Linked DNA regions of Homo sapiens: region 1 is linked to region 2. A link is a contact called in ENCODE Hi-C or POLR2A ChIA-PET data. All regions are on one chromosome and are shown on one strand. Each heading gives the region's core, a stretch centred on a gene start or an enhancer-like site at or near the end of the contact. The rest is flanking DNA. Distances are from core to core; before and after follow the strand shown.

Region 1 (4,768 bases), core at 1,242-3,741, 45 kb before region 2:
AGCAGGTTAGCCCAGCCCAGAGACTTTAAGTGACTCCTCCAAAGTCACACAGGAGGTGTGTTGAATTGACAATTCAAGCCCACTTGCAGAAAAGAAATGTCAGATCTCCAAGATGAGCACTCAATACACAGATGGGGAAACTGAGACATGTGGCTTTGGGTCACACAATGAGAAAGTGGCAGAGGCTGGCATAGATCTGGGCCTCCTGATCCATGGCCAATTGCTTATTCTAAGCAGAGAGATGGGATTTACTGGGGACAGAAGGGAAAGAGGGTCTGGGGTACTGCAGGCAGAGAGGATGGTCCAGGCTCAAGGGGTTTTCAGACAGTTGAATGACAGGATTTACAGGAAGTGCTCCTCACACTGTCTGGCCTGGTTGATGTGCAACACACAGTACCTGCTGTGCCTCCCAGCTTTAATCTTGCGAACTGTCTGCTGCTCAAAGCTCTGATTATGGACGGTCAGCGCTTAAAGACTTTCATTTCTAACCTCTTTGCAGATGAGAAACCCGAGGCTCAGTGAGATCAGTAACTTGCCTAGTGTAGCACAGCAAGTGAGCGGCAGGGCTGGGATTGAATGCAGGTCCATGAGATTCCAGGGGTCCACTACCTGTCTGCAAATCTTCCTGTTCCCCCATTAGGGGCTGCTGCCCTGCCTCAGGCCCATCTGCAGTGGTTCACTATGCTCCATCTGTGGGTTGTGGCTCTCTGTGGCCCTGCTCTTGTGGCTGGAACTGCAGGTGTGGGTGGCTGCCAGGCCCAGCTCTGTGCCTGCACTTCTCACAGCTGCTGTGTGTCCACTAGCCTGATCTGGGAAGGCCCAGAGGCAGGTTCTGAGCCAGACAGGGCCAGATGGCTCCTCTGGAATCTCGATCCCTTTCCCAGGCCATGTGGAAGCGGGAGAGGGTGCTCATGTATGCATTTTCCCCTGAACTCCACCTCCTTGCTGTCTCTGCACCTCCCTTTGCCTAGGCCCCTGTGAGCCTCCTGAGTTCCCGACTTGCCTTTGGGTTCTGTGTTTCTGGAGTGTCAGCTCTCTGAGGACAGGGACTTTTGCTTGCCTTGTTCCCCAGAGCCTAGAACAGAACCCAGAATATAGTAGGAACTTAATAAATACTCATTAAACGAATGAATGAATGTGTGCCCAAAGTTTCACTCATCATCGCTGTTACCTGTGCCCCCATTAACTGCCAGAGCTGTGACCCTTCTCCCCAAGATGACCTTGAACGGTGCGTAACCAAGTGTGCCAGGAACTGGCTTGACCTGCTTCCCATGAGACCGAGGCTCCAGACCTACCTCTCCCTCTAATCTGCTGGGTGTCCCTGGGCAGGTCTGTTCTCCCTCCCTGGGCCTCAGTTTCTCCGTCTGTATACGGAGGGGATTATATGCAGTAGTTTCCAAGGTTACCCTGTCTCCCCCCAGCAATGTCTTGCCGTCTCTTTGATTCTCTGGCTCTCAGCTGCTTAACTTGACAATCGCAACCCAGTGGTCTCATCTCGCCCTGCAGAGGGAGGCTACTATGGAAGTTGCTTCCCGGCGTTGAGAAGCCTGGCACGTCCGCCATTCGTGTCTAATTACTCTGGCAACTGTTTACTGCCTCTTTAATTCCCTGGGCAAACACCCCGTTACTGGGAGTAATTTACTGGCAATGGCTTGGGCCGCGAAGCGTGAGCGTGCTCACTCAGCTGGGCCCTCTGAGTGGGGCGATGGGACCCGAGGGCAGAGCGCCATCTTCCCTGGCGTCCTGAGCCAGGGGGCTCTCAGGTTTGTCCCTGTCTCCTGGAACCACCCTCTTACCTCTGTGGGGTTTCAGACTGCAGAATGGGCAGGGCCTCCTGGTTGTTAGAGCACAGACTCTCTGGAGCCTGATGGATCTGGGCTTGGGTCCCAGTTCTGCTGCTTACTCATTGTGTGACCTCCAGCAAGTTCCTTCTGCTCTGGGAGCCTCAGTTTCCTCATCTGTGAAATGGGGGTGTCTGTCTGCCCAGTTGCCCTCCCTCTTCCTGCACCCTCCCCCACTCCCTTTCCACATGGCAGTGGTGGAGACTCCCATGGTCTTACCTCGTCCTGCTGCCTCCCCTGACCACAATTTCTTGGTGCATAAGGATGGGCACCTCACCAGAGCAGGACCAGGCAGGGCCCCTGTGCCTTTGGGCACAGTGACGGACATCTGACTTGTCACTGATGCCGCAGTGAGAAAGTCGATCCCTCTGTGGCGGCTGAGGATGTGACTTGCAACAATTTGTTTTCAGCCTGTGGTAGGAACCGATGCAGAGGCGAGGAGCCCAGCCCTGGGGGTCTCTGATTCTGCCTCCTGCTTCCTGGAGGCCCTGCTGCTTCCCACTGGGAATGCCCCCTTTGGTATCAGCCACGGGAGCTGGGTTTCGGCATCTTCAACCAAACTAATCCTGAAAATCCAGCCCTGACAGCTGTGCTTCCCCACAGGCTGTGTGAGACAGCGCAGCTGGATGGGACCTACCCCGGGCTTGGGGACGGCAGAGGAGGTGTGGCAGGGGAGGGCTCCCATTACCCCACAATCGATCCTTGGTACAAAGTCCCATTAGTCCGGGTGCCACTTAAGTCCAGAGCAAACACCATCCTCTGGATCTGATCAAGACTTTCACTTCCCTCAATCCAGACACTAAATCTTTACTAATAAAGCCCAGCAGAGACTAAGGCTCAGAGGGAAAGGCCTCAGTTTGGGGAAGAGGGAGGGGCTAATCCCAAGATGTTGACAGGACAATGTACTACCCTGCCAAGGGGCCTGGCAGTGGGGTCAGGAGCCTTGGACGGCACAGAGGTGGGCCCATAGATCTGGGTTAAGATCTGATCTTAACATGCCATATTGAGCAAGTTACTCAGTCCCCCTCTGCCTTCGTGTTCCTACCTCCCAGATGGAATAATAGCGGCACCTACCTTGTGTGGATCAAAGGAGGAAAGGAGGGGAAATTGACTTGTTAAGGCTAGTGATGGCCATGTGTGAGGGGCTGTTGTTGGCTTTATGAAGACAGTGTTTTGGGGCCAAGTTTATTCCCAGGAGAGGCTAGGGGTGCACCAGGGGCAAGTGGCTTTTGCATCCATTTGATTACTCACTTGCTCACTCATTCATTCACTTATTCATTTGTTCACAATATGCATGGAGCTGCTGCCCAGGAGTCAAGGTGCCAGTTTGGGCAAACCTGGCCACAGGCTCCTATTGTCCCTGAGCTCAGGGACAGGCAGGAAGGGAACTCTGACAGAGGGAACAGAGGGCTGTGCCGTGCATGGAGGTTGGAGCTGATTGCACTGGGAAGCTCTGTAGGGGGTGGAGTGGAACTGGGGAGGGATGGGGAATCTGGTGGATCAGGGAAGAATTCCACTGCTGGTATAGAGACCCAGTTGACAGAAGTGTGAGTGGGTTCCACGCAGAGTGAGTGCCCGTGATCTCCACCTCCCTTGCCTGGCACCCGTGCCACCCTCCGGAAGCTTCAGGGAGAGAACCCTGGGAATGAGCTCCACTTCATGCTTCCTCCTCACCTGCAGGAGCCTCTGCCTAAGCTCTCTAGCTTTGCAAAACAATGAACTTGGAGGTAAATTCCTGGGCAACTTCAGAACCGTGGTGTTCTCTGGAGCATGTGCTTGACAAATGCTTCTGGCTGAGTGAGACCTGCTTGAGCTCAGTTCTGGGCCCAGGGTGGCTTCTCTGTGCTCCTGAGGCCCTCCTCTCCTTGCAGGCATGCCTGGAGTTCTCCTGGGCCCAGTTGGCAGGAGTGTCCACTACAGCTCACTGGTGAGGGCGAGGTGGGCTGGAACAGCAACCACTCGTCTGGTTTGGAGTTTATCCTTCAGTTCCTGCTGGGCCTGTCCCTGGCAGGTCCATGCTGCTCCCCTGACCCCGGTTGAAATCTGAGTCTGGGGAGATGGAGACTCAAGGACGGCGTCCCCAGGGCGCCTTGCCCAGCCCAGCACGAGCCCAGAAGCAGCCTTTGATTTGTGAACTGCTGGATTTAGGGTGGATTTGGCAACTGGGTTTCCAGTTGGTTTCCAGGGGGAGATGGATTTACAGCTGACACAGGTTTGCAGCCTTGCTGGGATCTGCAGCAGGCAGTGGGCAGGAAGTTATTGACTTGACCCCCGACCCTGGGGAGGGAAAGATAGTGAGGTTAAGAAAAATCCATCTTTGTGGGGTTTATCCTGGGGCCCTTGAAGTGGTAACTTCTACTTTTGATGCAGTTACATCTCTCTGCAAAGACCATGGGAAGAGGACCCAGAGAATGAGATTCTTCTCATGTCTTCCCTCCTGGCCTCTTGGAGGATTGAAGTCTGTGAAAGTTCCTGGAGACTCCAGGAATCAGAACTGCCCTGCTTGCCCTCCTGCAGGCCCCAGCTGGCCCCTCTGTCCCTGCAGTGCCCTCCCCACAGTGCGGTCATCGAGCTCCCTGCAGGCTTCGAGAACAAGGCAGGGAGGAGGGAACTACCTTCACTGTGGGTTTGGGAACAGACGGCCCTGAGTTTGAATTCTGTGGGATTCTTCCACTCACTAGCTGTGGGGCCTTGGGGGAGTTCCATGCCCAGCATGGCCTCAGTTTCCTTGCCTGTGCAATGGGGGGTGAGATTTCCCTCCAAGGATGCTGTGGGATTCAATGAGATGTGTCCGGAACTGCATAGCACTTGGCACGGGCAGGTGGGACGTGGGGCCTGGGCAAAGACAGATCCGAGTTAGAGCCGACTCTGATGGCCATTATCTGTGTGATCCTGGACACGCGTCTCAGCCTCCGGAGCCTCAGTTT
Region 2 (4,485 bases), core at 1,259-3,758:
GTCTCATGCCTCCTTACTGGACCCCATGCCGGGTCTCACAAGGTGGTCACTGCAACAGCTTCAACCCCAGCCATCATTCCCAGGCCACACAGCCAACCTCCCTGCCACGATAGTAATTACACCTCTTGGAGGTTAATTTGTAAAGAGACAGTGGAAGTCCTTATTTTAATAGCAATTATCAAAATCATGCTGGAGGGGTGCTGTGTAATGGGTAATTATCTGCAACAGAACAACAGTATCGTCAATTCTATTGAGCTCTTTCCAACGAACCTAGAGTTAATCCTGGAAAGCAGCTAGCGTCAGCTGATATTTGTTTAATAATATTCTTATTAAATTCAAATGGAAGTCCCTTTAAAAATCTTCCCCAAGAGGAATGTGGCTAGTTTACCAAGACCTCAACTCCACGGTGTCCCACTGAATTCCCATGGAGTTTGTCAGCATCCCTCCCTGTACCACATCACCCCCTCATATCAAGGCTGGACCACCTTCACCATTTGTATCCATTTATGTATTGGTTCAGTTACTCATTTGCTGGTTAATCCTTGTACATTTACTTCATTCATTCACTCATTTATTCATTCACTATTCATTATTCATCTCTTGCATCGGTTTCAAAATCTATTTAAAAATTCTTTCTCATGTTGGGCGTGGTGACTCTTGCCTATAGTCCCAGCACTTTGGGAGGCCAAGGCAGGAGGATTGCCTTGAGCCCAGGAGTTTGAGACCAGTTTGGGCAACATGGTGAGACCCCATGTCTACAAAAAATACAGAAATTAGATGGGCATGGTGGTGTGTGCCGCTAGTCCCAGCTACTCAGGAGGCTAAGGTGAGAGGAGAACTTGAGCCCAGGAGGTTGAGTCTGCAGTGAGCTGAGATGGTGTCACTGCTCTCCAGCCTGCACAACAGAGCAAGACCTTGTCTCAAAAAATTACTTCTCACACTCATTCACGTGTGACTATATCCTTTCTTCCATCATTAGTGCCCCCATTTCTTCTTTCATTTATTTGTACTTTGTTCAGATATTGTTTTCTTAGATTTTAATATAAGTGGTATTCTACCTCTCATTTACTTCTTTTTATTTATTCATTCTTTCTTTAATTGGCTCATCCATTCATTCGTTCACTTACTAATATGCTTTTTCATGCATGACTTCATTCATTCATTGCTCTTTTATTCATGCATGGGTTTGTCCATTTATTCATCAAACATGTATTGTTCGCTCATAAACTATGGCCGTTTTGTGTCTGGTCTGAAGTGATCCAGCCTTGTTCAGCTCTCCAGCGTTTTCTGGGCATCTCAGAAAATGCTGGGCAATTTTCTTAAGTAAAATTCTTTGTCAAAGTGTAACAAGATGACACTGAGTTTCCAAGATTGGGTGACTAGGAGAGTTGCTCAAACCTTGGACCCTGGGAACACAGTGAGAGTTAGGTTAGAGAGAAGTTGAATTCACTTTTGGACATATTGTGTTTGAGCTACCAACAGCTCACCCAGGAGGAGACATGGGATATGTGGAAATGCAGAGATCAGTGAATTAGGCCTGGGGTGGGAGCAGAAGACCTGGGGTGGGTCTCACCTCTGCACACCTTGCCTGGGACTGTGTATAGCAGAAGCACCTTTCCTGTGATTTCTGTCTCTCGCTGTTTGCCCAGGGTGTAATCAAGAAATGGTGAAGTCTGAAGAGAAAAAATTTGGTCATCTTGACCACCACCCAGCCACTTGTTCCCTGATGTGTTTCATTTTGAAAGTGGTTTCAGGCAAATTTTAGCCAAGTTGATCTTTGCTGCCTTGCTGAGCTACTTCAGCTCCCAGGAGCACCTACTGGGTGGAAGACACTGAGTTTGGGACGCTGGGATCAGGCTGAAGTTGGTTTACTGGGTGGGTCTGGAAGAGGCAAACACAAAAGTTGACCCTGAGGTGGTGCATGCCCCTGTTCCTCCTTGGCATGTGGGCTGGGGTCCACCTTCTGCAGGTAGGTCTGCCCCTCTCTCGGGGTCTCTGCTCCCAGGGATGAAGGGCTGTGGGTGGCGATTCTCCCGGCAGCCAACTGCCCAGGTCTCCTGAAAAACCTCATCTCCCAGGGAGTCCCTGCCTAGACCTAGAGGGAAAAGTGAGATGCCTCATTCTGTTTTCAGGCCCAAACAGCTTTCTCCAGTCAAGTTTCACCAGATACAAAGCTGAAAGTCCATTTTCCTGTTTGGTCCTAACTAGCAAAGGAGCAGGATCTCTGTGACTGGCCCTGGGAGAATGACAGCAGCTCTCTGTGAGCCCACACTGCAGTCCCTCCCAACCTCAGCTTTCGTGGCCATCTCAGAGAGAGGCAGAGCAGCCTCAGGTCCCTCCTTCAGGCTCTGTCTTGAGAATTCAGGTCTGGGCAGCTGGAACAGGAGTGTGCAATTTGGAATCAGTTGAAATCCAGCTCTGGCAGGTGACTCACCAGCAATGCAATCTTGGGCAGGTCCCACCACCTCTGCGAGTCACAGCTGCCACATTCACGCAGTGGGGATAATTATCCCCACCTTCTGGGACTATGGGGAAGATCGAGGTGATAGAGGTGAAGATATCTAACCAACTCTGCTGCCTCATTCATCCAGGGTGAGTCACAACATTCTCACCGAGAGCGACATTTCCTCTCACTTTTGTTCTTTGAATCAAAGTCTCAAGATCAATAAGATTGTCCTTCCTGCCTCCTCTCCACTCCTTCATTTATCATCCTTCATCTTTGACTGATTTATAATTTTAGAAGTTGGAAGGAATCATAGAGACCAAGGAGTCCATGTTTTACACATTGGGGGAATGGAGGCCCAGAGAGGAATAGCAACAGGTTCAAGGTCACCCTGCCGGCTTGGGGAAGGGTCCTGACACCTGCCCCCCAAGAGTGCAAGCCCCATTTTCTTGTCTGCTGGGCTGCACCTCTCCATTTTCTTGGGTCCCCTGTGATCTACTGGGAATGCTTTCCTGATATTTTCATTGAAAACAAAACCCAACAAAATGAATGGTATCTTTAAATTGCTACATTGCTCTGTGGCTGTTTTCTTTTCTTTTTTCCTTTTAAGATGTACACACACACACACACACACACACACACACACACACACACTGCTCCCTGCCTGTGTCAACCAGCCAGATTTTCTAATCTAAACTGACAGTCAGTTTCACTCCAGAAGAAATGTGTGTGATCTCTTGCCCGTGTGAACATAGTGTGCTATTGATATAATCACCGTCCAGTAAAAAGCCCACTGAGAGAATATATTGCAGGAGGAAGGGTTTAACTTGGGAAAACTCAAGTTGCCGCACACATATATTTTACCTCTCAAACATTTTTTTTTAAACCGAGGAGGAATAAATCACTTTTAAAGGTTACTTTACCCTTAAAAAGAATCTGAATGTGCATCTTTCAAGCACATGTCGTATGTGTGAGATGTCAGCGTTTTATCACTTGTATAATCCGGCCCTCTTGTCTTTTCCTATTACTCCGAAGACCTTGGCAAGCAACTTACCCCCTCACCATATCATCAGTGATATTTTCTATGCAGTCTGAAGATTTGTCTTTGTTAATCTCCTCTGAGAGATGACGTCGGTACTAGGCCAGAGCAATGTGGCCAGACAGCCAAGAGATTTCAATTTAGGGCTCCCAGAACTTTCAGTATATGAGTCATCACAGCTACCATCGCCTGAGGGCCTACTGTGCGCCAGCACTGTGTCAGACGCTTTTTAATTAATCATCTCTAACCCTCCAGCTCCCACCCTGATTCCATTCACTGTCACCCACTGCCAGGATGATTGCAGGAGATGCCCGATCATCTCCCCAGTTCGATTTCACTCTTGCGCCCTGTGGTCTCGTCTCCACCTAGAAGCAGGAGAGAGCCTTTAAAAATGCCCCTGCAACCATTTCCTTCCTTGCTCACACTCTCCATGGGTGCCCAGCTTCTGCAGATTAAAGCCTGAGTCCTCTCCTGGTCCCAGGCCCCATGACCTCTCTGACCTCATCCCCTACCCCTCTTTACTCTGCCCCAGCCACTTGGGCCTCCCTGCTGACCCTTGAGCATGCCAGGGTCACTCTCACCTCTGGGAATCTGCACGTGTGGCTTCCGCTGCCTGGGCTGACCACCCAAGATGTCCTCATGGCTCCCAGCCTTCGGGCTGTTCCCAAGTGAGTCCTTACTGAGGCCTTTCCTGATCACCCGTATAAAACCGCACCCCAATCTCCTGACATTCTTCATCCCCCATCTCTATCTGATGTCTCCTCATCGCTTACCACTATCTGGCATATTCCGTGTATATTTGATTTATTTCCCTTGCTTATCATCTGTCTCTGTAGCAACACATAGCATCTGTGAAGAAAGGGGTGTTGCATTGTTTTGCTTATTAATAATTTCTAGAGCTTAGAATATTGCCTGGCACATAAATACTTATTGTATGAATGAATGAAATAATCTCATTTGATTTGTGTGTGTGGTCAGTCAGAGATGTTAAGACAATTAACAA

What was found. A loop is a pair of places that touch in the nucleus more often than their neighbours do. ChIA-PET counts read pairs that join two places held with the same protein, here RNA polymerase II (POLR2A). Pooled maps may share reads with other maps.
Region 1: a loop to region 2 is called in a pooled map, with 7 times the contacts of the local background. The contact joins two enhancer-like sites. A Hi-C loop is called at or near these places in 1 of 168 maps with a recorded cell type or tissue (posterior vena cava) and 2 of 50 pooled maps. POLR2A ChIA-PET finds 5 or more read pairs at or near these places in 1 of 52 experiments (H1).

The regions. Positions count from the first base shown.
Region 1 is chr1:30,661,439-30,666,206 of GRCh38, reverse strand. No RefSeq gene overlaps it. Among named protein-coding and RNA genes, the nearest start is that of MATN1-AS1, 55 kb to the left of the region's middle. RefSeq lists enhancers at 2,296-2,797, 3,243-4,174. Within about 2 kb of position 2,491, at least 2 of the 41 ENCODE cell types and tissues checked have a DNase peak (open chromatin) inside an H3K27ac peak, as active enhancers do.
Region 2 is chr1:30,616,559-30,621,043 of GRCh38, reverse strand. No RefSeq gene overlaps it. Among named protein-coding and RNA genes, the nearest start is that of MATN1-AS1, 100 kb to the left of the region's middle. RefSeq lists enhancers at 1,875-3,074, 3,292-3,461. Within about 2 kb of position 2,508, at least 4 of the 41 ENCODE cell types and tissues checked have a DNase peak (open chromatin) inside an H3K27ac peak, as active enhancers do.